Linked DNA regions of Mus musculus: regions 2, 3 and 4 are each linked to region 1. The links are chromatin loops, found by intact Hi-C in ENCODE. Cell type or tissue: heart. All regions are shown on one strand. Region 1 holds the start of Zfp748 (zinc finger protein 748). Region 2 holds the start of Zfp455 (zinc finger protein 455). Region 3 holds the start of Zfp729a (zinc finger protein 729a). Region 4 holds the start of Zfp874a (zinc finger protein 874a).

Region 1 (8,000 bases):
GGGCAGGATGAAAGAGGTAGGACTTTTAGGATTCCTGGGCAAGAATGCAGGAGAGAAGAGGGATTCTGCTATGAGAGGAGGTAGGACGTACCATGCCAGGACCAGGAAGCAGAGAGATTAAAATTAAGAGTTCGCCGATATATAAGAATCCAGGAAAGTGGCTCCAGAGGCCACTCCCCAGATCAGGTCTGTGGTAGTAGAGATGAAATATAGATTTTTAAAAAATGTTAAGTAAGGAATACCGGAGGGGAGTGTGTGCTAGCCATGGAAAGATTTGGAAGTGCCCAGTCATTGAGCTAATAAGGCATATTAAAAAAAAAAAAAAAAAAAAACAACTCTGTATATGTGTGTCTTTTATTCTCAAATCCAGAGAGTAGGGCAGGTGACAAAAAGTGTGATCATCCCCTGGGGGTGGATTGACAATTCCCCGCTACAGAAAGGCATCTAATATCTTACAACACATTTGAAGGTTCTATAAATTCTAGGCTCATGATGGGTGGTCACTGTTATTCCCAAAGGCCAAATATCAATAAACACTGTAAGGAATACAAATAGGAAACATGGATCAGACAAAGGAAAACCAAAACATCTCAAAGATGCCCTGAACACCCAACCTGTGTTAAAAATCTAAAGGAGGATTCAAACAACTAAATAAGGAGCTAAGATAATAACGCCATATGTAAACAAGAACATCAGAAATCAGTCATGCAATAAAATATGAGAAGCACAATGACAGAGCTGAAAATGCCCTACTGAATGGAAATAACAAAGGTGTGAACACTAGAAAGAGTCAGCAGAAGGAAGGAGGCCTCCTCAAACAGAAAGCTGCCAGAGGTTATAAGAGCATGAAAAAGTGACAGTAAGAACACTTAAGGCAGCTGGGCGTGGTGGTGCATGCCTTTAAACCCAGCACTTGGGAGGCAGAGGCAGGCAGATTTCTGAGTTCAAGGCCAGCCTGGTCTACAAAGTGAGTTTCAGGACAGCCAGGGCTATATAGAGAAACCCTGTCTTGAAAAAACAAAAAAACAAAACAAAACAAAACACCACACACACACACACAACTGAAGGCCTGTGGGGAGACTCAGTAGGTAAAGGTACTTGGAGCCCACTGTAATGACATGAAGTGGATCCCTGGCACCAAGGCACAGTGTTTCATCAAAATTCTGCTCCTACATAGGCATAGCATGGTATGTGGTCCTACCTTCACAAAAACAGATTCAATAAGGAAAAAAAAAAAAAAAGAATATAAAGAAGAAAGTAAAAGCAAGGACTGGGGGGGGGGGGAGACAAAAAACCTGCCATGAGTGTAATGAATTTATGGAACACTCTACACAGAATAAAAGAAAAGAAGGACACCAGAATGTCCTTACGTGTTTATAATCTTAGTTCTTGGATGGTACAGGCAGGAATACCAGGTGCTCAAGGCCAGGCTCATCTGCACAGGGAGTTTAAGGCTAGCCTGTGAGATGTGAAGACCTCTCTTATTTAGGAAAACAAAAAACAAAAAAACAAAACCCACATTAAAAAAAAGAAAAAATTACATTTTAAGAAATGTGGCTTTTAAACTTACACTATGTGAAATAGTGATGGAAACTAATTAAAACTTCCAACAAATGCCAGTCTAGGCAACACTGAAGAAATTCAAGAAGGCTAAGCAAGCCAGGTAAGCAAATATTCTGATAGGAGCAGGTAAGGAGAACCCCTAACCCAGGAGGTGCTTCTGTAAAATCCTTAGTAGTTAACCTCAGCAGAAATAACAGCTGGGGAAGCTGAGGGATGTACGTCACATACAACAGAAGAAAAAGAACAAGCAAGAACACACAAACAAAGCTGCCCTCTAACAGACCTGGAGAGCAGAGAAGTCAACAGGACAGAAACCGGAGCCTGTGGGAGAACTGCAATGGAGAGAAACTTATGCATTGGAAAGAGCCTCCCATCAAAACAGCAGAGGGAAACCTCAATGAGGAGGATGGCAACAGATGACTCTTAAGTCGCAAGCAGGATGACGAAAGATGGCTAAACCCAGTCTCCACCTAGCCCCCACCCCTTTGCATTTTTTTAAGACAAAGTCTCAAAATGTAGCTCTGGATGTCTTAGAACTCATCATGCGGATGAGGTTGGCCCCCCTCTTCCACCCAAGTGCTGGGATTAAAGGCTTGTGTCACCTGACCCAGTCACCTCTTAAGAAAGTAGACTCTGCTGAAAGCATGAAAGCTTGAAAGCACAAGGTGAGAGATGAGAAACACATCTTCCACTTTCTTTACCTATGAGATATGGCACCGCCAGGTGATGAAACTTAACTTCCCGTCTTTTGAATAGAGGCTGGTCCTAGACACAAGCCTAGACTAACAGCATGGAGAAAGGAGAAGTCCAAGAACTCATGCACACCATGCCTGTGCCCCTCAAACATATTCCTTCATTGAAACCAAACAGTCCTGATTAGCAGGAACTTATGGGAAGTAAAAGCTAGCTGCAAATAGAAGACTGGATTTCCAATTAGCTTCTAGCTACTAGTGACACCATTTTGAACACAGACTACCTATGGATTAAAGAACATGCTGCCTTAAAACCTCAACAAAAGTATGATAAAGTAGCCAACTCATAGGTCTCTGGCCCAGCTCTTCACCCACATGTACCTTACATGCAGCCATCATTAATTCTTGGTTTTAGCCAACACATCTTGACATCTTGCCAACTTGGAACATTGAACATGGTATGGGAGACCATAGGTGTTATTTACTTGCAAACTAATATGCTTTTTAAATATGTATTCCAAGTAAGTAACACATGCTTTAATCTGTTCAAATCTGTACAAATCTAACAGTGATCTTAAATATTCAGTACAATGTTACTACTTGTGCCTAAAGAAATACTAAGCGCAGCCCATCCTGTAAACAGTGGAGGCTCAGATTCTCATCCAACTGATTTGTTTTTATGAAGCCACCTCAAAGAAGATAATAACTGCGTGTCTTTGAAAAAGTCTGCCAAACAATCTGACGCATACTTTTCAACTCAAAATACATCACTTGCATTTGAAAACAACTACCGACAGACTCAAGAACAGAAATCTTTATAAACCAAAAGGAGAAAAATGACAAAAATCCGTGCTTCACATTTTTTATTCCTCCCATCCAAATCTATACAAATACCTTCCGTATCTTCTCTCCATGTTAACCAACAGATGTCACACAGATCACCAGGGGATGGTGAGCATCATCATCGCCATCCTGCAAACTTTCCTATCAGAGTCTTTGTAAGGACGACATGTGTAATACAACAACGTCACTATATGTGAGTTTCTAAAATGAGTAATTCCTTCCCTCATATTTTCACTTGTACAAACAAAAGACTATGTGAGCAGCCCACTGTGAAAAAACTACAGGATCCCGAGTGAACCATAGCTCTTAAAGTCATCTCTTACTCTTTTGACCCAGTATAAAAACTTGGGAGAAACGGTTCCGGACGAACTGTTTAAGGGCACTCGTGGAACACAGATCCCACAACTAGTGACAGTTTTAGACACAGTATGCAGTGGACAACGACGGGAGAAAACCATGGGATCGATCAGAGAGCACTGTAAGCATCCGGTCAGGTAGGCAGGACTATTTCTCTTTCCCAGAGAAACTCAAGCACCTCTGTCCCCTTACAGTCAATCCCTAGACACCCTTGTAGCCTCTAGCCAACTCATCTCCCACAAACTAATGGCATCATAATTCCCAATGGAATTGGATGAGTTATTCTTCTCCAGTACAGTGCAGGATCAGTAATTTCTTGTTTTGCAAAGCTAGAATCTTTTCCTTTAGGGGATCATTCTAGCTCTGCATGGGGGTGTTAGTCTGAGGATTCAGGTCACAGCAGTGATCATTAAGTATTCCTATTTAAAACGGCAGTCCATAAATCTCTGTTCCAATGAAAATGGGATTAACATCCCATGCATCAATCTCTCTCGCAAAACTCTCCGTCCTTGGAAACTAGTAACTCTATGAACTTCTATCAATACAAACTAAAAGTATTAGGCCGGCTATAAAGTACAGGAGGGGCCAGATCTCCACTTGGTCTAGGTGTCCTGAGAAAACTGACAAGCGCGGGGAAGGCGTGGGTCCATAGCCAATCTGAGATGTATGAGTCCACCACCACCACTTCCAGGTACAGGTTACGAGCAGACCCGCCTGTCCGAGCAATCCTGGATTTTCATATTCCCAATTCCTTTCTTACCAATACAGCCTCTATAAGAGACCCAGGCAGCTACTCTGAGCTCACAAGAGCGTTCACTTCCAGCACCAACCGCATGCCCTCTCCCCGGCCCCAGCAGGCTTCCAGACGCTGTGGCCCAGCCTAGGTCAGCAGGGCTCCACCAAGTCTGTTCTTCCCGCCTCCGGGCCACCCCTCCTCCGCCGCCTCCGGGCCGGACCCGCCCTCGGTCCCTCCGACCTGCAGCGGTACGCGACACCCTGGACCAACCTCCATGTCAGCGATGCAAGCCGAGCGCGGAGCAGGACCAGAGAATCGCCCAACTTTGAGAGAAAATGCACTAGTGCAGTCGCAATGCGGAAGTGCCGTTTCCACAATGGCTCCTTGTGAAGCGATCCAACGGAAGACTACACTTCCCACAAGTCTGTGCGACGAGGCGCCAGGAAAACAGGCTGGTGACGTGTGTGTTTCCTGTGTTTCTTCACCTCTGCAGGTGAGGATGGATGGGAACGCGAGCATTTTTTGCACTGGGACAGCCATAGGGAGTCGGGCTGCTTTTAAAATCCCGGGTTCACTACCGGAGATGTTTGAATGTGAGTCGAGCCTTTGACTCTAATGTTTGCTGATTATTTCTGGTCAATCTGTACTGATTTAAAACTCAAAGTCTACTTATTATGAGGTTTATTCCATATGTAAAATTCACGTTGACTCAATTTAACTTTAAAATAAATCAGCAAAAAATTGTATGGAAATGACCACTTTCTGTTAAGATGATTTTACAATCAGCCTATTTGTCACTCCGTGTCTTCGCAGATGCTCAGGAGCTTAAGACAGAAGGATGCCAAATCCAAGGATAACCTGGGCAAAAGGTACAAACTACAAAAAAGGGTTACTGAGCATCTTAGGGGTAAAGTCCCTGCTTGCCTGGGATGAAGAAGGCTTTAGTTATAAATACACCACTACAATAGACAATCTCGTCCTGTAGTTAAATAAAATAACCAGTTTGCCACAGCTGGAAAAAAAGTCTTAGTGTGAACATTGGAATCCATACAGTGTAGTGCACAGGTCAAGGTGCACAGATATGATTTAAAATTATAGAACAAAATTAAAAGCCCAGCTCTCTAGAATTCACTTGTAAAGAACTCAGAGAATCTAACTGGGAACATAGAAATAATGAATGAATGAATAAAGATAGATTGGCACCATTGGGACCTCCTATCTCCTCGTAAATATCTAGTGCTGTACTGGTCATGCCAAAGACCAAAGAACAAACCTTTTTAGAAAGAAGAGTCTGGACTCGTGACGGACAGTGGTTCACAAGGAAGCTAAATCTCAGCTGAGAAGGAAAGTCTTTTTTTTTTTTTTTTTTTTTTAATAAGAAACTTGTGTCCTGCCGGGCAGTGGTGGCGCATGCCTTTTATCCCAGCACTTGGGAGGCAAAGGCAGACAGATTTCTGAGTTGGAGGCCAGCCTGGTCTACACAGTGAGTTCCAGGACAGCCAGGGCTATACAGAGAAACCCTGTCTCGAAAAACCAAAAAAAAAAAAAAAAAAAAAAAAAAAAAAAAAAAAAAAAAGAAAGAAAGAAAGAAAGAAAGAAAGAAAGAAAGAAAGAAACTTACTTGTGTCCTTTTTTATTCTTCCCTGAAATGTTTAAGAAGGAGTTTTAATAACTGGTTGGGGAGGGTGGTTGGAGAGATGGCTCAGCGGTTAAGAGCACTGACTGATCTTCCAGAGGTCCTGAGGTCAATTCCAGCAATCACGTGGTAGCTTACAACTATCTGTGGATCCCAATCCAGTGCCCTCTTCTGGTGTGTCTGAAGACAGCTATGGTGTACTCATATAGAAAAAAATAAAAATAACTATTAGGTGACACAAATGCCAATATTTCTATAGATAAGAATGAATAATACAGTCTCTGCAAATATGAATTCAATTTGGAGAGAAGAGTGTGATTAAGAAGTCTCAGGGTTTACAAATATTTGGGCCTTAGTGATGAAAGCACACAGTCAGGTACAGGGTATTTGGTCCTTTTTGCTTTCATTTTAGAAGGACATAACTTCTAAAAACAACACCCATCTCCTTCACACAAATGACCACTTTCTGAGAGAATCATTTATCCAGAATACATGCAGCAGACAGTCTCACTTTGCAATATTCTCATGTTTACATAGAATTAGTAAACATACCACCCAGGATGTAAGTCACATTTTATGTAAGTTTGAACTGGAAATTTTGCCATAGAAAAATATTTAAAAATTCAACAGATGTATGTCTTAGTCAGAGTATGTATTCCTGCTCAAAACATCATGACCATGAAGCAAGTTGGAGTTGAGGGTTGGCACCATAAAGAGAGCCTATGAGAGGCTATTGGTGAAGCCTAGTTGCAGCAGAAAACAGCAGTGTTTTGGAGATGCCGGTATCACGAGATGACCACCAAGATTACACTTCCACATTGCTGTTCATCATCAAAGAAAGTCAGGACTGGAACTCAAGCAGGTCAGGAAGCAGGAGCTGATGCAGAGGCCATGGAACTGGCTTGCTTCCCCTGGCTTGCTCAGCTTGCTTTCTTATAGAACCCAAGACTACCAGCCCAGGCATGGTATCACCCACAATGGGCTCTCCCGCCCTTGATCACTAATTGAGAAAGGCCTTACAGCTGGATCTCATGGAGGCATTCCCTCAAGGGAGGTTTCTTTTTCTGTGATAACTCCAGCCTGTGTCAAATTGACACACCAAACCAGCCAGTACAGTACCTTAATTATCAAGAATTGTAACCATTTTTATATTTGAGACAGGTTTTCATATAGCCTAGGCAAATCTGAAACTGCATAGCTGAAAAACTTGTACTCATTCAATCCCTGCTTGTCCTCTCTGAGACTGTGCAATATCATAGCTATCTATCATAACTTTCTCTGTTTCTCTCAGAAAGTATCTCACAAGACCCTCAAGGACAGAAAAGTTTTATTTTATCTCACAATTTGGAGGTAGGGCACATTATGGCAAGGAATGCCTGGAAGGATGATAGAGCACAATAAAATTCTGTGCCCCCTGCCCCTGTGGAAAAACAACAGGAGAGATATAAATACGGATGCTCATTCATCAAAGTTTAGCCAGTTTAGTGATTGCCCCCATGAATCTAGATATTATAAAGTTTTCAGAGAGATGCAATCTTACTGTGAAGGCAGAACGGGGCAGAGAGAAGGTTCTCTGAAGCAGGCATGCTGAGCTGCTAATGGCTATGGATACCTTCTTCTGTGGAACTGCAGAGAAGAGGAAGGAGTTGGCTCCCTGTAGATGGTACGGGACCAGACTCTCTCTGTATCTTCAACTTAGGTTTGCTGTGAGTGCACGGGAGGAATTATGGACAGCGGCCTTACCAATCTATGTTTCTTCCATTTTATATACATTTTAAACTCAGTTTACTTGCTTGTTACTGATCATTTTTAAAGTTAGGAAATCAGCATAATATTGAAATGAATTTAGTGGAGAAAAAGGGGTTAAAAAGCTAAGAAACTACTTACCATCTATTCCAGATGTTTTATGAACACTGATAATTAGTTAAACAGGTTCACCAACTAATCCAGAAATTCCATTTATGACCCATTCTCCCTGTGAACTTTCTAGAACCAATAACTTTTGAAATTATTTAGCTCTGGTTCAAACCAGACGAGAGTGAGGGCATTGCTTGAAAGATAATAATTTCTCACAGCACCTTTTAATGGATTTGTTAGTATGGAGAACTTCCTTTTAAACTGTCCTAGATCCCCTTCCAATTCACTTGCTAGACTTAAACACTTCACAGTCATT
Region 2 (8,000 bases), 360 kb before region 1:
ACTACCTCATGTCCAGATTGACCTATGGGGAATACAGACTACCATCGACCAGGTTCATCTAAAGACTGTGTTCCAAAGCAATATACGACAGGGAAGATAATTATCTCTGAAACTCACTTCCAGACACCAATATCTGATAAGGTTATTCAAGTGTTGATGATTTTCAGACTCAGGAACCTAGAATTATTGACTGTTCACATGATGAGTTCATGAATCATGCAGGAGAAATTTTCTGTTAATGTTTCTTATGAGATTTTTTTCTGGTAGATCATCTAGGAAAGAAGATCGTCTCTACATATGTGTGTCTCTACACTTTAGCAGTAGTCCTTCGACGGTAAGGGCAGTGCCGAACAGAAGCATTCATTGGTCTCTCACTCATGAATGTGCTTTTGACTTGACCAACATCAGTTTCCATTCCAAGGAAACATCACATTTTGGAGGTGGGCTTCATTAGCCTTAAGAAAGTAAGCTTGTGAGTAGGCATGGGGAATTCAGAGTTCTTTACAAGACTCACAGGAGTCTCACTGATGAAGCTGATATAAACATTAAGGACTATAGAGGCTGAGAACCCTGTTATCACTGCAGCATCCTACAAGACAAGAATCGTCTGCAGGCATGCAACTTTCCTGAGTTCTTACCCAGAATCCAGTCACATGTCGCTGCCTTGAGCCACCTGTATTCCTGTGCTATCTCTCAATCAAATGCCTGTCAGCAAAACTAGTAAACTCTTGATTCATGATAGAGTCTTGGGTGGAATCTTTCCTACGTCTGTCATTACACCCTGGTCTGATGGGAGCAGACTCTTCTTCTGTTCTTCACTGGAAAAATCACAGAATGGAGTGTCTTATTCATTGTGGTGGAAACACATAAAGCAGTTTGATTTCCTGCTGGTGGTTGAAGAGCTGAGAAGTCATTCCACTTCAGGGAACATGGCAGCAAGCAGGCAGTCATGGTCCTGTGTAGGAGCAGACAGCTTACTCTTTGATCCACACTGGAGCACATACAGATAACTGGAAACTGCATGCTATTGTGTAATGAAAAAGCCTAGTGACATTTTCTTGTGACAAGGTCACACCTCCCACTCTTTCACAAATATTTCCCACCAACTGAGACCGAAGCATCAGTTGTATGAGGCTGTAGGGTACTATTCTCATTCTACAACCTCAGTGAATCTAAAGTTATAGACATTGTGAGATCCCCTATTCTTGTTATAGAGATGGGCAATCCTGGTACTTTGTCCAGAGCCAACATTAAATCTCCTCTGTGACAAGAGCACATCCATGGAAGTCTCTGCCTTGTGGAAGTGGAATTTCATTTGAAATTTTGATTTCATTGGAAAGCCCATTGTGGGGACTTTATGCTCATAACTACACTTTCAGGAAAGCTCTCCAGGTTCAGAACACAGCGACAAAGGAAACTCTCTTGGGGCCTGATACTAACCTAGATGAAAGCAGAACTGGACAGCACTGTATATGTTGTACTAGTTGTGGAGGCTCTGAGGTGCATCCTGTAGGTCAGCATGGAGCTTTGCAGCCATGCTAAGAGAAATGCTTCACCATGTAACTGGTAGGGTGTATACTGTCCTTCCTAATATCTTGGTGGGATCACACTTCATAAAACATGCAGGTGACAGCTAAGTGGACTTGGAACCCCACCATAGCCTCATGTTAGAAACATAGCAACATCTAGAAAGGGGATGTCTGTGCTTTAGAACACACAGATGAAGTTTAGGTTGACACTGTTCTTTGACATCCAAATGATTCAGCAACCACAGACCCAATGCATATGATGATGTAGGGGTTAGGTTTTCACAGCACATTCCTCTCGAACTTATTCTTATCCTTCCCTGCCTGGTCACTATTCCTCCTTTTGGAAAAGGCAGGTTTCCACTGGTCCATGGTAGGTTGAAGGAGTAATCTTGTAAGCACTTTGAAATAAGCAATTGATTGAATTACAACATCAAGAGACTTTGGGCTTTGACTGTCTTGGGACTATTAAAGTCTATGGGCATGTTGAGAAGTGAATTGTCTTTCTTAGAAACAGATGAAAGTGAAACTCTCAGAGGCTTCCAGGTTACAGAGTATGGTGTTTTTTTTTAACGTATTTGATTGTCAAATTCCAATAAACTTATTTGATATTTCTGATTTGTTTTTGAAATAATCATTTCTCTGTCCTGATTTTGAGAAACTGAGGTTAGTTCAGGGCAGATGCTTTGACTTTCAAAATATTGTCACATAGGAACACTTGTAGATCAGAGCAGGGAAAGGAAATTGAGTAAGAAAGATCAGACCTCTGCAGAGAGAATTCTAACAATGGATAATGGGCCAGTGGCCAGTACACATACCAGTGTGACCTCAGGAGCTGTGTCCTCCCAAGTGTAATCTGAGCAGGGGAAGGAACAACAACATCAACAACGGGCAAACATACCCAGTGGCTTATGTGTACCTGTGTTTGTGAACAACCATTGGAGACCGTTAAAATTGTAGTACAGCTCCCACTAAAAAGGAATTTCTTAAATATATATTAACATTTTAAAGTTTTAACTTTGTTAAATGATCTATACTCTCAATGTGTCCCTGACCAACTAACCACAGTATATACATCCTAATATTTACACAAAACTGTTTTTCATGATGTGGAATCTGATCCATGTATGTCTCATGCAGAGTGTAATTGCAAAGGAACAAGTATTATTTATTTATTTGCAATACTGAGTATTATGACAGAGTCTACATTAGAGTCGAGCGCTTTAAAGTAGGCCAAGTACCTACCATAGTACCTACCATAGTATAATAGTAAAGAAAACAGAGAGAAGGCTACAAATCTAAGACCAGGGAAAGACCACATTCAGTTCCAGGAATAGCTTCGCAAAGACTTCTGGGATATGTAGTCCAAGCAACTGTGCCATCACGAGGAGCCATCCAGGCAATCCCACTTTAGCTTTCGTTTTGTACATTGTGCCTTCCTCAAAGTTTTTGCGAGAGTCCTGAACGGCTGTACACGCCTGTTGTCTCTGTCATGGAGGTTGGTTCATGAAACAGCACAGCCTGGGGCTTTGTGCAAGCATCGGGCTGGGAAAAGGCGGGGAGAGTGGGTGTGGGGAAGGTGGGGACTGAGCGGACCTGGGCTTGGAGGGAGAACGGAAGAAAAGAAGCTGTTGGGATTTGTTGTGCTGATCTGGCTGGGTCACGTGAGGTTGCAGTTCTGGACCAGGAATGGGGCGATTGGGATTGTGTCTGAGGTGAGGGTTTTCATAGGACACCGCAGGGTGTCTTGGACATAGGAACAGACTGGTAGCAGGGGTCAGGATTGCAAGCTAGTGATGGTGAGATGACTACTTGCACCTGAGGCAGTGCTGGGAACTCTTTGACAGCTTTGCTGGGAAGCATGCTCCCCTAGCTGCCCCATTCTCAGGTGGATGCTGTCAGATGCCCCAGTCAGTACCTTTAGAGCAAATGGGGTACCTGGCCCCACTATCCTCTGTACCTGGCCTCCTCCTACGGTCCTGATTATGTTCATTTTCCCTATCAGTTAAGGAATTAAGAGAGAATAAAAATCCAAGTCCCAACAGGTCATAGATGGGAAAATCTGGAACAGAGCAGAGAGATCTGCCAGGATGGGAGGTCACTGAGAGTCTTTGACTATAGGTGAGGAAACACATGTAGTGGATACACAGAGGGAAGTCAGCAAAGCAGGCAACCTGCCACCTGGTTTTACCTTGAGGGCTGGGTTTCCTTAAACCTTGGATAGGTTTCCTGTTCATAAAGTAGGGTTGAATAATTGTAAATAAGACACAATGTCTGCTTGGCACACTATGATTATGTCAACGTGCCTTGATCAGGCCTTGAACCTGAGAACGTTTATGAGCAGGGTATTAGTATCTGGTGAAAATCTCGCGTGGCCTTGTTTTAGGGGGCCAGGCTTTTGTGTCAGGTCAGCAGGGTAAGGAAGAGCTCACAGACCTGTGTGTATTCTTGTGACTTAAAGTAAACAGACCTGTGATAGAAAGACACTTGAGCCTACTGTGAGGCACATTCCTGTCATCTCTGTATTTGTGAGGGGGAGGGGCAGGACCCTCTGGTCAACCCCTGCTTGATAGCAAATTCAAGGCCAATGTAGGCTACCTCAGTCTGTGTCAGAAAACATTTAATCATGCTTGATGGACGTGAGAAATACTCTCTATGATTCATTCCATGTCTTCCAGTGAGAGCCGTGGAAAACCCCTGCAATCAACACTTTGGTGTCTTACAAAGTACACATGCTTCCCTTCTGCCGACCCAATCCATGTGGGATTCAAACTTTGTTTTCACTAACATGCTCTTGTTAAAGATGGTACATTTGGGTGACTATTTGTTTGGATTTACTGTGTGAGGAAGGACTCTCCTCTTTCCCTTGCTTGATTATTCTTCCTATTGACAGTGAATGTTCACTCCTTTTGGATAGTTAAGTTTGTGTTAGATTCTGCCATGACCTGAGGATGCTTTCTTCTGGTCTTCCCTGAATTCTTCCAGTTTGCTCCGTCCATATCTAGGCAGAGACTCCATCATTTCTTCATTGCCTTTCTGCAGTTCTTGAATGATGCAGGCTACTGTAGTTTATGTTCATGTGTCATTTTCTGCCTCTTTTTCTGGGATATCTTCCTGTGTTCCTGTCCCAGAGGTTTAGCTGCTTGCAAATGCTTCTTACAGTTAGCTGGAACAAGCCCACGTCCTCCACTGTCCCTCACATGGGTACTGCTGTCTGCAACCAGTAAAGGAAACTGCTAGTGTGGGATGCCGTCCTCTTGCACAGGTTTAAGTCCAGGTCCCCTTGGTGTGTAGTTGTCCCCCTGATCTCCCAGGCCTCTTAATGTTAGTATGAGGGAAGGAGTTACTTGTCTGTACAACTCATGTATGAACCTTGCTGTGTTAGACATGTCATATCTGGAAAACTGGAGAGGAGGTGTGTTTGGTGATGACAGTCAGATCCTGCTGATCTGCATGTGTATGTCAGAGGCCATGAAGAGAAGTTACATGATTTGAACATTTGTCAAACACATATACAAGTAATAAACCTGAGCAGTGCAGATCCTCAATACATTGTCATTTTCTGTTATGAAACTCTCTGTTAGCCGGGCGTGGTGGCACACACCTTTAATCCCAGCACTTGGGAGGCAGAGGCAGGTGGATTTCTGAGTTCGAGGCCAGCCTGGTCTACAAAGTGAGTTTCAGGACAGCCAGGGCTACACAGAGAAACCCTGTCTCGAAAAAACCAAAAAAAAAAAAAAAAGAAAAGAAACTCTCTGTCTTCACAGAGTCCTCCATAGTCTTTTTCAAGTAAGGTGACATATAATGAGTTAACAGCTGTGTCTGCTTGCCTGATCAGTTCTTTCATATTCTCTATTCCATCCTTTACTGAATACACTCCACCTACTGGTGCTTTAAGAAGACACATAAACAATATACAGACTACTAAAATCCAAAAATACATCTAGAGGCCTAATGTATGGAACAAATGTGTTATTTATTTTAAAAATAAATCATCGTTATATAAGGAATGTTTTTCAGAGGGAAAACAAAGATGATTACATTTGGTCTTTCATATTTTTCACATTTTATTCCATTTCCTGAGTTGTATGATTTCAAGACATGGTAGCTCCATTGTGAGCATGCTGTGTTTCTCTCACAGAGAGTTGTTTTCATCTTTGCTCTGCTCTGGGCTCCTGCCATTCCCTACATTGCTGGTTTTCCCACGGACTTGGTGATCCTGTGGTTGAAAAGGGTGTAATCCGTTTGTTCTCACTTACTTGTAGAGACAGGACCCTTCTCTACCAGCTTTAAAGAAGGTTTCAAGACAGTTCAATTTCTTTTCCCTTGAGAATCTTCTGTTCACCAAAGTGCTTCATTCTGCTGGTGTTTTGGAGATTTTCTGGCCTCTTCATTTTGCTGAACTCTGCTCATTAGACAAAAGGCTATTTTCTGTGCGGTCATTCTTTAAAGAGGATATATTTTAGTTGTCCTATAAAGTCTTGTGACAATAGCTATTCCCTCCTCCCAAGGGTGCAATCACCTTGCACTTCAGACACAAGACTCAGGGCATTGCAGCTGGATCTGACATGAAGATCTGAAGAGGGACAAGTTGTCCATACGCATTGAAGGTGCTTTGCCAGGTTCCAAGGGAGAGAAGCAATCAATAGCCCTGCTTAGCTCTTATACCAGTGGGCCACAGCAATATCCTGTATGTCATTCCAGCTGTAAAGATGCCACAGTGCCACTCAATATCTTGACATATGCAGGAGCTGTCCAATGGGACTTAAAGCCTCATCAATAGAAGTTACATCATGCTTAGAAGCTGCCGCAGGTGACTTGTTAGGTTGAAACCTTAGAGGGGAACATACTAATGACATGTTACTAAAGCATCCTAAGCTCTCACTGCATTCTGATTGCTTTTCCTTAGACCTACACATGAGTGTGTAGCTCTTACTGTTCAAAGCACTCCTACACATGAGTGTGTAGCTCTTACTGTTCAAAGCGCTTCTACACATGAGTGTGTAGCTCTTACTGTTCAAAGCTCTCCTACACATGAGTGTGTAGCTCTTACTGTTCAAAGCGCTCCTACACATGAGTGTGTAGCTCTTACTGTTCAAAGCGCTCCTACACATGAGTGTGTAGCTCTTACTGTTCAAAGCGCTCCTACACATGAGTGTGTAGCTCTTACTGTTCAAAGCGCTTCTGGCTGCATCAGAGAGAGCTCTGCAGAAAACTGAAGCTTACCAAAGTGCAGAGGACTATGTATGACCTTGTGATCTGACCCAATAGGTATGTCTACAATTTCTGCACATAATAGCCAGGGAATATTTCTGGAGCAGGAGCAGTTTGAGTATGAGCATCAGAGGTCTACGTAAAAACCAGAGGTTTGCTGTGAGTTCATTAGTGGTTTTAATTAATTACAGGTGTGGGATTTTTCATTGGTCTTCATTTCAGGAAATGTTGTCCTTCTGGGATGTGGCCATTGATTTCTCTCCAGAAGAGTGGGAATGCCTGGAGCCTGCTCAGTGGGATCTGTACAGGGACGTGATGCTGGAGAATTTCAGCCACCTTGTGTTCCTGGGTGAGCATTGTATCTTAGAGAATTCCTATCTCACCCCAACCATCAACATGTAGCTTCCCTGCTTTGTACAATATCTCATGGAAGTATTTCAACAACGAGTTTCATATCCATCATTTGAAGAAAAATTAGGGAGGTTGCTGTACAGCTAAGAAACATGTCATTGTTTTTCCTCGCTGTGTTTGAAATGTCTGTGTTGGAAGCATGCCTCCTTTGCTCTTGTGGGACTGTTAGAAATGCACCGGCATCAGGCGTGGACCACACTTGTTAATGAAATTGTTTCTCTATTCAGTTTCATGTTTTCCCTCTAAAGAAACTCAGAATCAGGATATTGTACATTCCTTTCTGTATTTTACTGTCCATGTCAGAAACCCTTGAAGGAACTAATTGTCTGCAGTTATTTATTGTATCATGTCTTTCCTTATAAACACTGTTCTGAAAGAGAGAGTAAAAGAACACTTAATCAATCTTAACCTCTTGTTCTCCAAACAGGTCTTGCTGTCTCTAAGCCATTCCTGGTGACATTTCTGGAGCAAAGACAAGGGCCTTGGGATATGAAGAGACAAGCAGCAGCCACTGTGTACCCAGGTGTGTAGGAATGTGGGGACCAGGGGACAGATTTCAAGTCCAAAGATCCAACAACTGGCCTGGCTTTCCCATATGTGCCTTGAAATATGTATTATGAACATCATTCTTTCGGTCTCTCCTTCACATCTCTCAGACATTTATGGTGGTTTAAGTCTCTTAGGATTTATATTTTGCAAACAGTGTGCCCTGTGCATGTATTTGCAGGGACTTCCAAGGTTTTTCTTGTTGCTGAGTCTCTATTGTAGTGTAAAACTCAGAGAAATGCAACTGAGTATTGGTTAGACTCGGAGTCATTTATTTGCTGGTGTTAAGGCAGACTTGTTCCA
Region 3 (8,000 bases), 85 kb after region 1:
TTCTTTGGTGCATTTCTCTCTATGTAGTGAAGACCAGCAGAGCTTTGCAGGTCCTATCAATGCAGAAGCACCCTCTCACTGTGTGTGGGGTTCTATTTATCTTCTTTCTAAATATCACCCACCTTCTCAAGCATCTGCTCTCAGCAAAACATCACATGCCCTCTGACGAGACAGCTTCCAGCAAAACATTACATGACACAACTGAATTTAAAGAAACTAGAAACTTGCACTTCATCTTCCTGAGTGACATAGTCCAGAACCAAAAAGATATGCATAATATATACTCACTTATAAGTGGATATTAGCTACAAAGATACCCTAGAGACAATCCACAGATCCAGACACACTAAATAAAAAGGAGGGCCCAATGGAGTTTGCTTGATTCTCACTCAGAATGGAATTAGTCATCAGAAGTAGATGGAGAGGAAGGGGATTGGGAAGGATATGGGGATGAAGGATCAGGTGTAGGGAAAGCCTGGGAGAGAGGGGCCAAAAGAATGAGTAAAATTTGGTGGTGGGCCAGGTTGAGGAAGGGGATCATTTATGTGATATGCTGGAGATCTGGGATGGGAGAGGCTCCTGTGAGCCTATAGGGGTGACACTAGTTGAGACTCCTAACATTAGGGAAGATGCAACCTAAAATGGTTACCTCCTGTAGCCAGGCAGTACTCCCAGGGGAGAGATGAGGATGCCAAACCTTCAGCTCAAAATGTGTCCTGCCTACAAAAAGTGCATGGACAAAGATGGAAAAGAGACTGAGGAAATAGCCAACTAATGATGGGCCCAACGTGGACAGTTTCCATGGATAAGAACTTTCACTGATACTCTGTTAGGCTTGCAGACAAGCCTGGTTTAACTGTCGTCTGAGAGGACCCATCCAGCGACTCTCTGAAACAGATGCAGAGACCTACAGTCAAACATTATTAGCCAGAGCTGAGGGAATATTGTAGAAGAGTTGGGGAAAGGATTGTGGGATTGGGAGAGGGTAGGGACTCCACAAAAGACCAACGGAGTCAACTACTAACCTGGACCCTTGTGGGTTTCCAGAGAGGGAACCACCAAGCACAGAGCATACATGGACTAGACCCACAGCTCACCTCCACACATATGTAGCACAAAGGCCGCTTGGCCTTCATATGGATCTCCCAAAGCCTGAAGTGGAGGTTATCCCTGACCCTGTTTCCTGACAGTGGAGCCTGAGTCGCGATCTGGGCTGCCTCACCTAGCTTCATTGGAAAGGTATGTGTCTACTCCTCCAGTGACTACATGTGCCAGTAGGGGTTGGTCGGGGAGGAAGGAAGTGGTGCATGGGGAGAGGGGCAATGGGAGGGGGTCCTGGGAGAAGACTGGGCGGGGGGGCTGTGATTGGGATGAAAAGTAGCTAAATACACAAATGAATGGACAAGAAAGAAGAAAGAAAAGTGTCCTTGAACTCACTGACAGACATATTTTAAAGGCAGAAAATGACATCAACCTGTGCTTCTCGGGTGTATTCCTTTCTTCTTTTGATGCCCATCAAAATCAGTACAAATGAGGTTTCTGCATTCTTTTCATGGCCACTTGACATGCACACAGCCCAGACCAGAAACTGAATGACATCACCCAACACAGGACCCTTCAGAGTTTCCCAGAACGACCTGTCTAACATAACAAGGTTGCTGCCTGAGTCTGTTAAAATGAGTGAGTCGATTATTCATACCATCGCTCACAGTATTAGAATGAAATGAAAAGAGCCTCGAGGAAAAGGGCAGGACTGCAAGCATAGGAGACTGGACTCCTCCCTGAGGAAGAGGAAGGAAACCCACCTTGACAGATTACTGCCTGGATGGCGGTGATACCACATGTGACAGACAGTGGTAGATGCAGTTGTCATTTTCCATTGGCAGAGTCAGATGTTCTGAAAACTTTCAGGTAAAGTCAGACAGCCCATGGGGTCAGGACAGAAAATAATAGAGAATAGTCAGAGTACAAAGAAAGGCTAACATTCCCTGCTAGTCAAGCAAGGCAGAGAGAATGCCCCCCACCCTAACTGCTTGCACAGTAAATGTAAGCAAGATCCTGATCTTCAACACAAGTCATTAACAAAAGGATGCTAGCAAAATACTAGATTGGTAAGGTTTTAGGATTAGGAAGATATCAAGTGGATGGATTCTAGTTAGGTCACTGGTGCTCAGAACTGAGAGCAACAGAAGTAATTACTACACCCAATACAGTATGCTTTAAAAGTCTTTTAAATCAAGGGGTCTCAAGTAGCTTAGGCTCCCCTGAGTTGGCTATGAAGGAAAGGATGACTTTGAACTCCAGGATTCCTGATTCCTCCCCCAAAACACAGAGATGAATGACACAATAGGCTTTAGCTCACTTGTCTATCATAGGGCTGATTAATAGAAAATATACGACTATTTGGTGTCTGTAAGTTTATATATGAGCACCCTGCTGTACCCTCTCTATGTTGTAATGAATGTGTTTTGGTGTACAAGGTAGCATGTGATTCCCGACTTCATATACTGTTATATTTTCCCTACCGATTAGCATCATTAACTAGGAAATGTTTATTTATTCTAGATGTGGTTGCAAACTCATTGAAAATTCCAGTAGCTAGGACAAGGTGGTCTGAAGCCCATGCTTCCTGACAGTAGACTTGAATGCTGTAAGTCAGGCTCCAGCTCTGGCTCACAAACACTTGGTTTGACTGAAGAGTGATAATATAAGCAAGATCCCCTGAGATAGGGGAGGGGCTGTGGAGGAGAAATCCTGAAAACAAAAAACAAAAACAAAAAACCAAACAGACAAAAAAACCTGTGTGTATTCTGTGAATGCAAAACTCTTGTAAGGAGTCTGTGGGTGCAGAGTCTGATGGCCCACGTGGAAGTTCACTGAGAGGCAGAGCCTGGAATTCTGCAGGTTTAGGGTTAGCTGTCTTACCTTGGGCTGGTTTTACCTTCAGGGTCAGTCCTTGCCTCACTCTGTAGTCGGCCACACAGCTTGTGACAATAGATAAAAACCTCCCAGAATCCACTGACTAGGCAGAACATGAGCTTCTATCAATCCAAAAGCTAAAATCTCATCAGATGGTATCTTAGACATTGAAAATATCTCCAATGTCTCATAGTGCATGCCTCTATCAGACTCACACCAATGTATTTCAAATTTTCCTTGGTCAATGACATTATTTGTTCTGTACAACCATGAAACTGGTTCCATGTTGGAGTATGGAATTTGGTTTAAACTAAATCTATGTTCTTAGATCATGGCTACTCAAATAGCTGTGGACTAAACAATTCTCTTAGCCCTTTAAGAGGAGAACTGTGCATTTTTACATGAACATAAACCTACTATGTGTAAATCATAAGACCCCAAGAGTGCCACGGCTTTTGAAATTTATATTACAACTTTTCAAAATATTTATTTATTTATTTATATGAGCATTCTTTTGCTGACATACCAGAAGAGAACATCAGATCCAATAATAGACGGTTGGGAGCCAACAAGTGGTTGCTGGAATTAAACTCAGGACCTTTGGAAGAATAGGCATGCTCTTAACCAATAAGCCATCTCTCCTTCCCTATCTTACAGCTTTTCAAATACAGTTGAAAAAATTGGAGAATTCTTTCTAAAACTATTAAGGGTGTGTCACTAAACCTGAATGTCACATTGAGGGACAAAAGAAAATTTAAAAGAGTTCAGACACTGCTGATAACGTGAACTCTAGGAAGAAAAGCACGTGAAGAGACAACAATGTACAGAGTCTGGCAGATTAGAAAGCAATGCACAGAGCCTGGCAGATGAGCAGAGGCATTTCCCCCTTCCCTTTCAGACTTTCCAGTGCCACCCTGTGATCTCTCATCACCCCAAGTCGTCTCTCACATCTGAAAAGGAGTCAAAATTTTGGACACAACACATACTCAGAACTGTTGAGGTATTATTGTCTAGTGATTTTTAATCTTTAGTGTAAAATCCTATTTATTTGGATTGTGCAAACACTGGTTCATACCAACTACAAGATTATTTTGTGGTTTTATAGCCATGTATTGTCGCATTCAGGTCACAAAGGTGTCTATCAGAAAATGTGATTTGAATCAGGGCATCCGTGAGTCTAACAATTCATTCCAAAGGAACAGGAACTAACATCCCACACAACAGTTTGCCCTCCCTCACAGGATTCTTGCTCCTTGGACACTAGGAACTTTAGGAAGCTGTTTGAGCTCAAACCAGGAGTAGTCTCCAGGACATAACATACAGAGGGCGCTACAAGTCCAAGTGCTCTGTATGCCCTGAGAATCTGACTACAGTCACGTGAGAACGGGTCAGCTAGGTAATGATGAGTGCGCTCCCGTCAGCATCTCGGGAACAGGCAGTCAGCAGACCCAGCCTGCCCTTGCCATCCTGTTGTTTTCAACCTTCTCCCCTTCAAACCCGTGCCCAGGCGCAGCGGCCCAGCTTAGGTCAGCACAGCATCTCCAGGTCAGCAGCTTCCTGCCTCTCAACAAGCCCGAGCCAGCTCCCTCCGTGCCCTACCTGCCACCCTGCACAGCCCCTCAGACCTGAAAGAAGGCGCTGGTCCCTGCACCGAACTCCATCTCAGAAATCCAGATGCAGCGCTGAGCAGGACAACTGCATACATTTGAGGAGTGAAGTTTGAAGGAAGAATAAGGAAGTTCGAGTCCGATGGCCCTTTCTAATGACGAAACAGGAACCAGGACTACACTTCCCACAAGTCAGTTGGAAGGACTTACAGGGACCCCACCTAAGATGTCTTGTGCATTGCCTGCCTTGCGGTCCAGCTGTGGGCAGCTGAAGTTGGAAAGAACTAAGCTGCAGCACATGGGCAGCCACAGGGAAAGTGGGCTTTTAAAAAAGTCTTTGGTTACAGCAAGCGATGTTAGCCTGTGAGCTGAGTTTCACAGTAATGTTTATCACATTTCCTTGTTATCTCTGCTAAAACATTGTGAGATTAAAGCTTCGATCTTTCTTTCTTTTTTTTTTTTCCCCTTGGTTTTTTAAAGCACAGATTTACTTATGGAATATTACTACCGAATGGAAAATTCATGCTTTCATTGTTTATTTAAAATATGAAAGCAGGAAGTTAATGTAGGAGTGGGCATTATCTCTTTAATATGCTATCAAAACCATCCCAGGTGCTGAAGACAGAATTAGAAATCAAACTGAGTCACCACGAAGTGTTTTCTGAGCACTTGCTTTCCTCCTCTGAATCTCTCCCAAGAGGAGGGGCAGAGCTCCTTGGATCACAATGGTGTGTGTACTGGCTCTTCAATTTCCCTCTGTGTTTGGTTTGATGTTCCTTATTGATTTTCCTGTCTCCACTGATCCTGTCATCATTCACATTTGATAATACTTGAACATTACTGGTAGCTGCCTTGCACTTCCCTCACTTCTCCTAAACAGAACACCGAGATAGTTCCTCCTGGAATTCAAAGGTATCAGAAATATGTTCATATCACTGTAAAATGAGGTCGATGTATTAAAGAAGTTAGACTGGAAACTTGGAGTATGGAGAATTCCCATCTTTTCGTGGGAAGGTTTATTCCTGTGTAGTTCATGCTTGAGTTAAAGCTACAAATGGCATTACAGAAAAGTCTTCATACTTCCCTGAGGCACAATAATTCAAAGCCAAGCTGTTTCAGAGCAGAGACTGTGCAAAATCCCATTCCAATTTTTCTTCTCTAGGGAGTGTGTTTGCCTAGGGATCAGAACAGATTCCTTAACTTAGAAAAACTAGAGTCAACAAGCAGTACATTCACCTGGACATTTGATTGGCATGTCTGTTTAGAATGAGGTCATGAGTGGTCTGTCATCCCCCTGATGGCTGTAGTGAAGGGCATTGCCAACAACCAGAAGGACTTAACATTTCTGAGCATAGTTAGTTTTCCAATATGTGTATGTGTTGAGGTTTGGTATGTTGCTATGTATTGTAATACTAAATTTTATATCTGAAGGTCTAAGCTTACCATGGACCTCTCACATTTAAAAGGTTCTGTTGTGCAAACCTTGTTCCTTGATTGAAAACTATTAGTTAAATCAAATTTGGTACAGCCTATTACTGGAAGGACTAGAAGTAGGTGGCTTTTGAGTTAGGTGGTATGGGGTGGAGAAGAGAGAGAAGGAAAAGAGGCCAGGAAAAGGAGGAAGAATGGGTGAAGAGGATGAGCTGCCATGGGGGGGGGGTGTACATGGCTGGGAGAAACATTAAGTATCTGAAGTACACCACTGGGAAGGTAGCCAAGAAAGCAGTTAGAGGAAGAGTAAATTAGGGGTTGAACCCCAGTACTTGTCAAAGCCAGATGAAATAACCTCGAGTCTGAACCTCTTTTACTTGTAAGCTAGTTAGGGATAAGCCCTTATGAAAGAAAACATTTAATTGGAACTGGCTTACATTTTCAGAGAGTCAGTTCAATATCATCATGGTAGAAAGCATGGTAAGGTTTAGGCAGAAATGAGAGGTCTACATTTTTATCTGCAGGCAGCAGAAGGGGGTCTGTCTTCTGCATACAGCAAGGAAGAGGCTCTGGGTCACACTGGCCAGACTCAACCACATATATGAGTTATCCAAACAACACCTCCTGACATGCTTCCTGTAGAAAGACTATACCTCAAATCAGGCCATACCTCCTAACAGTACAACTTCCCATGGACCAAGCATATTCAAACTATCAGTGTCTCCTTGTTATACAATAATCAAACCACTAAAGATTAGAATCAGTTCCTCAGGAAATAGACAAGATTATGTTTTCAATAAAAAGATATAGACTGTGATAACTCTAGCTTGTGTCAATTTGACACAAAATCAACCAGTCCGATGGCCATGTAATTCATTACCAGATTTGTGAAACCTTTCAGAAGCAAGGCTAATAAACCCTTTCCTCCCCAACTTGCTTCTTGGTCATGATGTTTGTGCAGGGATAGAAACCATGACTAAGATAATTTGGTACTAGGAATGGGGTATTCATTTGACAACCTGACTATGTTTTGGGGAGGACTGTGGAAAGATTTTGGAACTTTTCGCTAGAAGATCCATTTTGTGTTAAGTGCTCTGTGGTATGTTCTATAGGAGCTTGGAAAATAATGTTAAGAAGAGTGCAGAAGATGGAGGCCTGGCTTGTGAAATTTCAGAGGGAATATTAAAGACTCTTATCAGAAAAAAAAAGAAAAGAAAGAAAGAAAGAAAGCTGAGCAAGCCAGTGGAGGCAAGCCAATAAGAAACATCCCTCCATGGCCTCTGCATCAGCTCCTGCTTCTTGGCCTGCTTGAGTTCCAGTCCTCACTTCCTTTGGTGATGAACAGAAGTGTGGAGGTGTAAACTGAATAAACCCTTTCCTCCCCAACTTGTTTCTTGGTCAAGATGTTTGTGCAGGAATAGAAACCCTGACTAAGACAATTAGTTACCATTGTCTAAATAACAGTCTTTATTCAGAATCATCTGAAATAAGTTTTTATATGCAAAAGAAGTTTCTCTGCATATTGAGAACTATATTAAGAGGTTTAGAAAAATCTGATATAAACATGAGAGTTCTGATTTGACTTCTGACTCTGAATTATGTTACTTATGTTTTCTGATTTATAACCTGCTTCTCCTGATTTATTGCCATCTGTGTAAAAGGTAGGAGCTTTCGAAAATATTGTTCATCTCAATAACTGAGGAAGAATCCAATTAGTCTGTGTGTGTGTGTGTGTGGTTTGTTGTTGTTTTTGCTTTTGTGGGGTTTTTTTTGTTAATTTCTTCCCCCCCAAAATTATTGCAAGTTCCTTGCCAATCCTTATTGATTACCTATAATGTGATAACTTCAGCATTAGTGTAAGGCACTGCAATCTATGATGGGTTTATTCTTGGTAATTGATGAAGTGTTATTCTCCCTCTCATAATCAAATTAAAAAATTTTCTGTATATGTTTGTAACTTTTTGCTCTGTTTATGTGTTTGAAATATCTATTCTAATATATTATCTTTTCTATATATGAGAATTCCTGTGAGGGAATGAAAGA
Region 4 (8,000 bases), 100 kb before region 1:
AATTCTCCAATAAGTGTAAAAGGCTAACAGAATGGATGCAAAACATGATCCATTCTTGTGCTGCACACAACAAACACACCTCAACATCAAAGATGCACATTACATCAGATTAAAGTGTTAGAAAAAGAGTTTATAAGCAAATGGACCTAAAAGACAAGCTGGTGTAGCTATTCTAATATGTAATATCTAACAAAAAAAAACCTTCCAAACAAAATTAATCAGAACACATGGGGAAGGATGCTTCATCCTCATCAGAGGGAAAAATCCACCAGGACAGCATCTCAGTTCTCAACATCTTTGTCCCAATAGCAAGGGCACCCATAGTTGCAAAAGAAACTATACTGAAACTTAAATCACACATTGACCCTCACATATTAATAGTGGGAGACTTCAGTACCCCACTCTTACCAATGGACATGTCATCCAGACAAAAACAGGGAAGAAATGGAGCCAACAAATGTTATGAATCAAATGTACCTAAAATATATACAAAAGAACATGTCATCCAAACATAAAAGAATATACTTTCTTCTTACCATCTCACAGAACCTTCTCCAAAATTGACCATATACCCAGTTACAAAGCAAGATTTAAAAGATATAATAAAACTGAAATACCTCCCTGTATCCTATTGGACCACCATGGATTAGAGGTAGATTTCAATAGCAACTGAAAGCCTACAAACTCACAGAAACTGAAAACTCTCTACTGAATGGCTACTGGGTCAAGGCAGAAAGTAAGAAAGAAATGGAAAGAAATTCCTAGACTTGGATGAAAATGAATGCCTAACATATGGAAATTAATGGGTCACAAGTAAAGTCGTCCTACGAACACCACACTAAACGACTTTATAAAAACATTGGAGAGATCTCATTCTGACTACCAACGTAACAGCACATCTGTAAGCCCTAGAACGAAAGAAGCAAACATACCCAAGACGATATACGGCAGGAATAATCAAGGAAACAAAGAGTTGGTACTTTGAGAAAATCAACAAGATGGACAAACTCTTACCCAAACTAAGGAAAAGACACAGAGAGAACATCTGATCTAACAAAATCAAAAGAATTTTAAAAAAAAGGAAGACATAGCACCAGACTCCAAAGAAATCCAAAGAATTATTAGGTCATACTTCACTGGTACTTCATAAAATTGGAAAATTCAAAATAAATGCATAATTTTCTTCATAGATACCACTCACTGAAGTTATGTCAAGATCATATATATAATTTAAATAGACCTAAATGCCCTAAGGAAATAGAAGCAGTGATTAAAATTCACCCAAGCCAAAACAGAGTAAGGCCAATGCCTCCCTTCAGGGTGAGAAGTTCTGCCGGACAGTGGTGGCACAACCTTTAATCCCAGCATTCTGGAGGCAGAGGCACGCGGATTTCTGAGTTCGAGGTCAGCCATGTCTACAGATTGAGTTCTAGAACATCCAGGGCTACACAGAGAAACCCTTTCTCAAAAAACCAAAAAAAAAAAAAAAAAGAAAAGAAAAGAAAAGTTCTTTTTAGGTCAGCCTGTTCTTCATAGCCAGCAAGTAAATGATTTAGTGTGACTTTATCTGACGAGCATTGGGTGGCATCCCTCTATGTCTTACATTATAATGTATACTCAACAAAATGAAGAACTTTGCATGTTCCTTAAATATAAGCAGAGCTTACCAGAGAGGAACTATAAACTTGATACCTTAACCATTGTAAACATCTGAGTGGCTTTTCATTATAGCAGAAGAAATTAAAAGCAATACCTTACAAATAATTTCTACCATAACAAATGTCTCAATGTTCATGGTAAATCCTGGCTTTCCTTCGTATCTTTGGATGTCTCATCTATCATCTGACCCACTCACTTCTACACACCTGGAGGAATGGTGGCTGATGTTTGGCTTTTCACACCCGAAGATCCTTGGTTTTGCTCCAGAAATGTTACCAAGTATGGTTTAGCAACAGCAAGACCTGTTTGTAGGAAAGAGGAACAACATTATTTGAGTGTTCTTCTACTGGGACTAGTATGGTTCCGTCTAGAATACTGCTTATAAGAAAAGAGATGATGGAAGTTAGAAAATCAAAAAAATTAATTATTTACATGTTTCTGATTGGTATATTGGAATACTGAAGAGGCACTTATACTGACCTTTATTTAAAGGGAAAACATTAAAAATTCAATTGCAAAATATTTATATTAACTTTCTATGATTCCCATGTAAAGGAAACATACTTCCAACACACACAGGTTACAAACAGAAGAGAAAGCAAGATGATTTTTAGCTATAGGTCAGTCTCCCCACTATTTCCTTAAAAGGAAGGATATAATAGAAAACTCAGTGAGATATTGCATCAAAGGGGGAAGCTAGACACTGATGGTGAAGAAGATAGATGCAATCCTCACCCAGGAAATCAAGGTGGCTGAAATTCTCCAGCATCACATCCCTGTACAGATCCCACTGAGCAGGCTCCAGGCATTCTTTCTCTTCTGGAGAAAAATCAATGGCCACATCCCAGAAGGACAGCATTTCCTGAAATAAGGACAAGTGAATGATATCACACTGTTAATCAATTTAAAGCACTAGTAATAAAATACATACAAATAAACTGCAGAGTCATAAGCCAGTCTCCAGGTCACAAACCCTTGGTTTGACTGAAAAACAGCAAAACACAAAACCACACACAAAGGACAGGGTGAGGAGCCCACCGTGCGCCAATCAGGTGTACAGGGCTGTGTTCCCTTCACAGACCTTCATGCTCCCTCCAAATCAGTAAAATCCCTAAGCCATCAGGCCTCACACCAGCTCATGTCTCCATCCTGAAAGGGGTTCACACACTCACATCACCATCCTGGATGGAATAGGGAGAGTTGGTAGTTTCTATTATTTTTCACTCCACATGTAGGCTTGCTATGGCAATGCAACTCTCAGAGTCTCCTGTGATGGCATTGTTATGCCCTCCGATGGGGATGTTAATGTAAGGATCAGTAGACATTCTTGTTATGATGTTGAAAACCAGGATCTAACACTGAGATGTTGAAGGGAAAAAAAAAATCTTCTTCACAGCAGGGCCAGACTTACAGTCTCTCAGCTAGGAGAGACTGAAGAGGCTATGACATCCAGAAACACAGAGAATTTATTGGGGAACATAGATGTTTGGTTCAACAGTAGGTTAGTCATTCTGGACAGACAATATGTACACAAAACCTATAAATCAGAACTGTACATTTACAAAAGAGTTTGACCAACTGAAACAGGCAGCGTGTGTGCAGTGTTAACACGAGGGCACCTCTGGTGTCCTTTGTTAACACCTTGTGACAGGTTTTTCGATCTCAGGCTTACAACCTCTGAGGCAAAAGTTTTATCTCTTGTTTTACTTAGGGAGATTTTAGTTCATCCTCCACTGAGAAACAGCTCAATATCCTTTCAGAAAACATCTGTGTCATTTCAAGTGAGGAATTAAACACTTTCCACGAGAGATTCCTAATCCAAGTGAACCATCTGTAAATTCACAATTCATTTCCAGGTAAGTGGAGGAAACATCACACACCTCAATCTCCAGTACGCAAAACTCTGACCCTGGAACCTAGCAATTTCTGTCACCTCAAAGCAAGACAAGAGTTATTGCATGTGTGATAGTTAAAAGCTAGCTCCATTTCCAACTAAGCTGTTGTACAACACAGCAACAAAAACAAACAGCAAACAAAAAACCAAAAAAAGAAAAAAAAAAAAACCCACATAGCAGAAAATCCCCAGAGTTGAGATACTTGTGGTGTGTGCCTTTAAAAATTCCAACCCCTATCTTCCCTTTTGCAGCAGTTCTCAAACTGGCAAAGGAGATTGTGGCTCTAAATAAAGCAGTTTGGGTTGTTTTTTGTTTGGTTCTCTCTCCTCTCTTCTCTCCTCTCCCTCTCCCCCTCCCCCTCCCCCTCTCCCTCTCTCTCTCTCTCTTTCTCTGTGTGTTTTTGTGTTTTGTTTTTCGAGACAGGGTTTTTCTGTGTAGCCCTGGCCGTCCTGGAACTCACTTTGTAGATCAGGCTGGCCACGAACTCAGAAATCCGCCTGCCTCTGCTTCCCAAGTTCTGGGATTAAAGGCGTGCGCCAGCACCGCCCGGCTGGTTTTATCTCATAATTCCTAGTTTTGTTCGGAGTTTTTTTCAGTGGTCTTGAACTCCGTGACAGACAGCCATAAAGTACAGAAAGGACCAGATCTCCTCTTAACTAAACTTACTGACAGATCCAGTAATATCCACGTGAGAGTGACCCAGCTAATGCTTCCACCAGAAAGCTGGAAAGTGTACGCCCAGAATCACCATGCCCAGGCAAAGACCTTCACCCAGCCAACACTGCCCAGGCAATCCTTGAACTTACAAGCTTCTCCATTCCTTGATTTCTGTCAGTCTAACGCAGGGGTCAGTCCCACCAACCCCCGCAGCGCCCTCTCACCAGCCCTGTCCAGAAAGCTCCTCCAAATCAGCTCTTCCCAGCTCCCATTCCATCCGGTCCCTGTTCCTTCCGGAACTATGCACCCCGCACAGACCCTGGGATGACTGAACCCTGGACCAACCTCCATGTCAGAGATCCAACGGGAGAGCACAGCAGGACCAGAGTCTGGCCCAGCTTTGGATAAGAGCCGCACATGCTTACTAAAAGATGAACTGTTTACTAAAAGTGCAGACCTGTGACGTCACCGTGCTGCAGACTACATTTCCCACAAGTCTGTGCGATGGCGTTGCAGGAGTCCTAGGAGAGTGAGTTGTATTATTTAAAGGTCCTGGATTTCTACATTGATGTGTGTCTGCAATGTAGTGTCACCTACTTAGGAAACAAGGAGACCATGAACTGTGTCCAGTTCTAACGAGCCGAATGTTTATGTAAGGTGCCGCTTTTCCGGATTTTCACTGTAAAGTTCTTAATTCCTTAATTTCCGTGGAGTTTACAGCTATTTGAGGAACCACCTCACTGCCAGTTAAGTGGCAATAAGCTAGTTTGCAGAAACCAGACCATGCGTTAATCATTTCAAAAGAGTTTTACAATTTTCTGGAGGAGGGAAGTTGCCAGGAACTTATCTTTTAGTAATTTAAGAGCGGGTGCCCGGCACACAATAAAGTTTCCTCACAGAGGACAAAGAGCAAAAGCAGGGACTCAGGCTGCTTTTGACATTCAAGATTCACAGCCTGCGGTGTCTTTAATCCCAGCTCACTGCAAGCAAATTCAGGCACCTCTGAGTTCCAGGCTGCCTTGTTTACAGTGAGTCCCTGGCCTGCCAGGGCTACACAGTGAAACCCTGTCTCAAAACAAAACAAAGAACAACAAAACCAGAAATATCCAGATTCATCACAGAAGATATTTGTGAATCAAGCCTTTCCATGTTTTGTTTGTTAAGTTTACAAGTTGTTGCTCATCAATATGTTTATTTTAATCTTCATTCTACATATTATAAAATGTTACTTAAGCTTGCAAAAAAAAAATAGAAAAATAGACAAAAGGAACTTGCCAGATGTTATGGATATGCCTTCAATCACTTGGGAGGCAGAGACAGGAGAAACTCTAGTTCTAGGAGAGCCAGAGGCCTGTACTGGGACTGTCCCAAAAAAAAAGGAGGAGGAGAGAGGGAAATAGTATGTTATATTGGCAGTTTTCCTTGGAAATAACAGAATCCCTTCTGGGCCAAACCAAGCTGCTCTGAGCAGCCTACTACCCAGGGAACCTCCACTCTCCTGCCACCTCTCCTTCACCTCCATCAGACTCCTGAACCACAGGTAAGGTTCCCTTCCCCAACCCTTCTTCCCTGCTATCTGAGTCCTCTGGGGCAAGCCAAGCTGCTGGAGCAGCCCGCCATCCGAGAGGTCCTCCATTCTCCTGCCACATATCTGCCCACCTTCATCAAACCTGAGACTCCTGAAGCATACAGAACCACAGGTTCGCAACCATACAGCCCAAGGCAGCCCATCAGAGGCCTGCCACACCAGGACCATCCAGGTTCACCTTCCTCTCAATCCGGCTACAATGAGAACATCCATGGAGCAAAAGCATCTAGATGGCTAAAGGCCCTCGAAACAACACAATCAACACGAACCAGGCCAATGTGACACCTCCAAAGCACAGCTACCCCATGACAGACAGCAAGCCCTAGTTATCCTGATCCAACCAAACCACGAGAAAACTGTAGCAGCTTGAGTTCTCATGCTAATCAGGTTACTCAAAAACCTGTTTCCAGTGTCCTGCACATAGGCTAAAGGAACACTGCCCCCAGTTGGCTCTGGTTGGGAAATAGAGTTAACAGTGGCCAATGATGGAAGGGAGATAGAGGCAGGACTTTTAGGATCCCCAGGCAAGAAACAAGGGAGAGGGAGCTGGAGAAATGACTCAGAGGTTAAGAACACTGACTGCTCTTCTGGAGGTCCTGAGTTCAAATCCCAGCAATTACATGGTGGCTTACAACCATCTGTAATGAGGTCGGATGCCCTCTTCTGGTGTGTCTAAAGACAGTGACAGTGTACTCATAAGCAGTATACATGTAAAGTATACATAATAAATAAATAAATCTTTTTTATTAGATATGTTCTTTATTTACATTTCAAATGCTATCCCCTTTCCTAGTTTCCCCTCCAAAAATCCCCTATCCTCTTCCCCCTCCCCCTGCTCCCCAACCCACCCACTCTCGCTTCCTAGCGCAGGCATTCTCCTATACTGGGGCACAGAACAAGACCAAGGGCCTCTCCTCCCATTGATGACCGACTAGGCCATCCTCTGCTACATATGCAGCTAGAGCCATGAGTCCTGCCATGTTTTTTCATTGGTTGGTGGTTTAGTCTCAGAGAGCTCTGCTGATACTGGTTAGTTCATATTTTTGTTCCTCCTATGGGGCTGCAAACCCCTTCAGTTCTTTGGGTACTTTCTCTAGCTCCTTCATTGGGAACCCTATGCTCCGTCTAATGGATGAATGTGAACATCAACTTCTGTATTAGTTGGGCACTGGCAGAACCTCTCAAGAGACAGCTATATCAGGCTCCTGTCAGCAAGCTCTTGTTGGCATCTGCAATACTGTCTGGGTTTGGTAGTTGTTTATGCCCCAAGTGGGGCAGTTTCTGGATGTTCATTCCTTCAGTCTCTGCTCCAAACTTTGTGTCTGTAACTCCTTCCATGGGTATTTTGTTCTCCCTTCTAAGGAGGATTGAAGTATCCACACTTTGGTCTTCCTTATTCTTGAGTTTCATGTGTTTTGCAAATTGTATCTTGGGTATTCTGAGCTTCTGGGCTAATATTCACTTATCAGTGAGTGCATATCATGTGTGTTCTTTTGTGATTGGGTTACCTCACTTAAGATAATATCCTCCAGATCCATCCACTTGTCTAAGAATGTCATGAATTCATTGTTTTTAATAGCTGAGTAGTACTCCATTGTGTAAATGTACCACATTTTCTGTATCCATTCCTCCATTGAGGGACATCTGGGTTCTTTCCAGATTCTGTCTACTATAAATATGGTTGCTATGAGCATAGTGGAGCACGTGTCCTTATTACATGTTGGAGCATCTTCTGGGTATATGCCCAGGAGTGATATTGATAGATCTTCTGGTAGTACTATGTCCAATTTTCTGAGGAAAGGCCAAACTGATTTCCAGAGTGGTACCAGCTTGCAATCCCACCAGCAATGGAGGAGTGTTCCTCTTTCTCCACATCCTTGCCGGCATTTGCTGTTACCTGAGTTTTTGCCCTTAGCCATTCTGACTGGTGTGAGGTGGAATCTCAGGGTTGTTTTGATTTGCATTTCCCTGATGATTAAGGATGTTGAACATTTTATTAGGTGCTTCTCAGCCATTCAGTATTCCTCAGTTGAGAATTCTTTGTTTAGCTCTGTATCCCATTTTTAAATAGGGTTATTTGGTTTTCTGGAGTCCAGCTTCTTGAGTTCTTTACATATATTGGATATTAGCCCCCCCTATCAGATCTGTTGGTTGCCATTTTGTCTTATTGACAGTGTCCTTTGCCTTACAGAAGCTTTGCA

The links. Hi-C counts contacts between places; a loop is a spot of excess contacts. Peaks named below come from ENCODE experiments on the same cell type or tissue, not always from the same donor. Only the 100,000 strongest peaks of a DNase experiment are listed, where the experiment ranks them.
Region 2: a loop joins it to region 1, with 1.9 times the contacts of the local background. A loop is called at or near these places in 2 of 42 quality-filtered maps.
Region 3: a loop joins it to region 1, with 4 times the contacts of the local background. A loop is called at or near these places in 2 of 42 quality-filtered maps.
Region 4: a loop joins it to region 1, with 4 times the contacts of the local background. A loop is called at or near these places in 2 of 42 quality-filtered maps.

Annotation. Positions count from the first base shown.
Region 1 is chr13:67,548,570-67,556,569 of GRCm38, forward strand. It overlaps Zfp748 (zinc finger protein 748), which reads right to left and starts at 4,583. Exons shown (of 4, transcript NM_001035231.3): 1 at 4,462-4,583. The coding sequence starts at 4,467. 9430065F17Rik (RIKEN cDNA 9430065F17 gene) reads left to right here and starts at 4,633. Exons shown (of 5, transcript NR_131100.1): 1 at 4,633-4,684; 2 at 5,005-5,060. In heart, no CTCF peak of the experiment used is centred here; a DNase peak (open chromatin) is centred at 4,592; H3K4me3 peaks cover 2,112 bases; H3K27ac peaks cover 1,288 bases.
Region 2 is chr13:67,191,571-67,199,570 of GRCm38, forward strand. It overlaps Zfp455 (zinc finger protein 455), which reads left to right and starts at 2,936. Exons shown (of 4, transcript NM_001048204.1): 1 at 2,936-3,024; 2 at 6,963-7,089; 3 at 7,579-7,674. The coding sequence starts at 3,019. In heart, no CTCF peak of the experiment used is centred here; a DNase peak (open chromatin) is centred at 3,051; H3K4me3 peaks cover 967 bases; H3K27ac peaks cover 841 bases.
Region 3 is chr13:67,633,103-67,641,102 of GRCm38, forward strand. Zfp729a (zinc finger protein 729a) reads right to left here and starts at 4,679. Exons shown (of 4, transcript NM_183146.4): 1 at 4,545-4,679. The coding sequence starts at 4,580. In heart, a CTCF peak has its summit at 4,251; a DNase peak (open chromatin) is centred at 4,699; H3K4me3 peaks cover 1,135 bases; H3K27ac peaks cover 874 bases.
Region 4 is chr13:67,446,956-67,454,955 of GRCm38, forward strand. It overlaps Zfp874a (zinc finger protein 874a), which reads right to left and starts at 4,669. Exons shown (of 4, transcript NM_177712.4): 1 at 4,557-4,669; 2 at 2,395-2,521; 3 at 1,866-1,961. The coding sequence starts at 4,562. In heart, no CTCF peak of the experiment used is centred here; a DNase peak (open chromatin) is centred at 4,686; H3K4me3 peaks cover 1,600 bases; H3K27ac peaks cover 1,320 bases.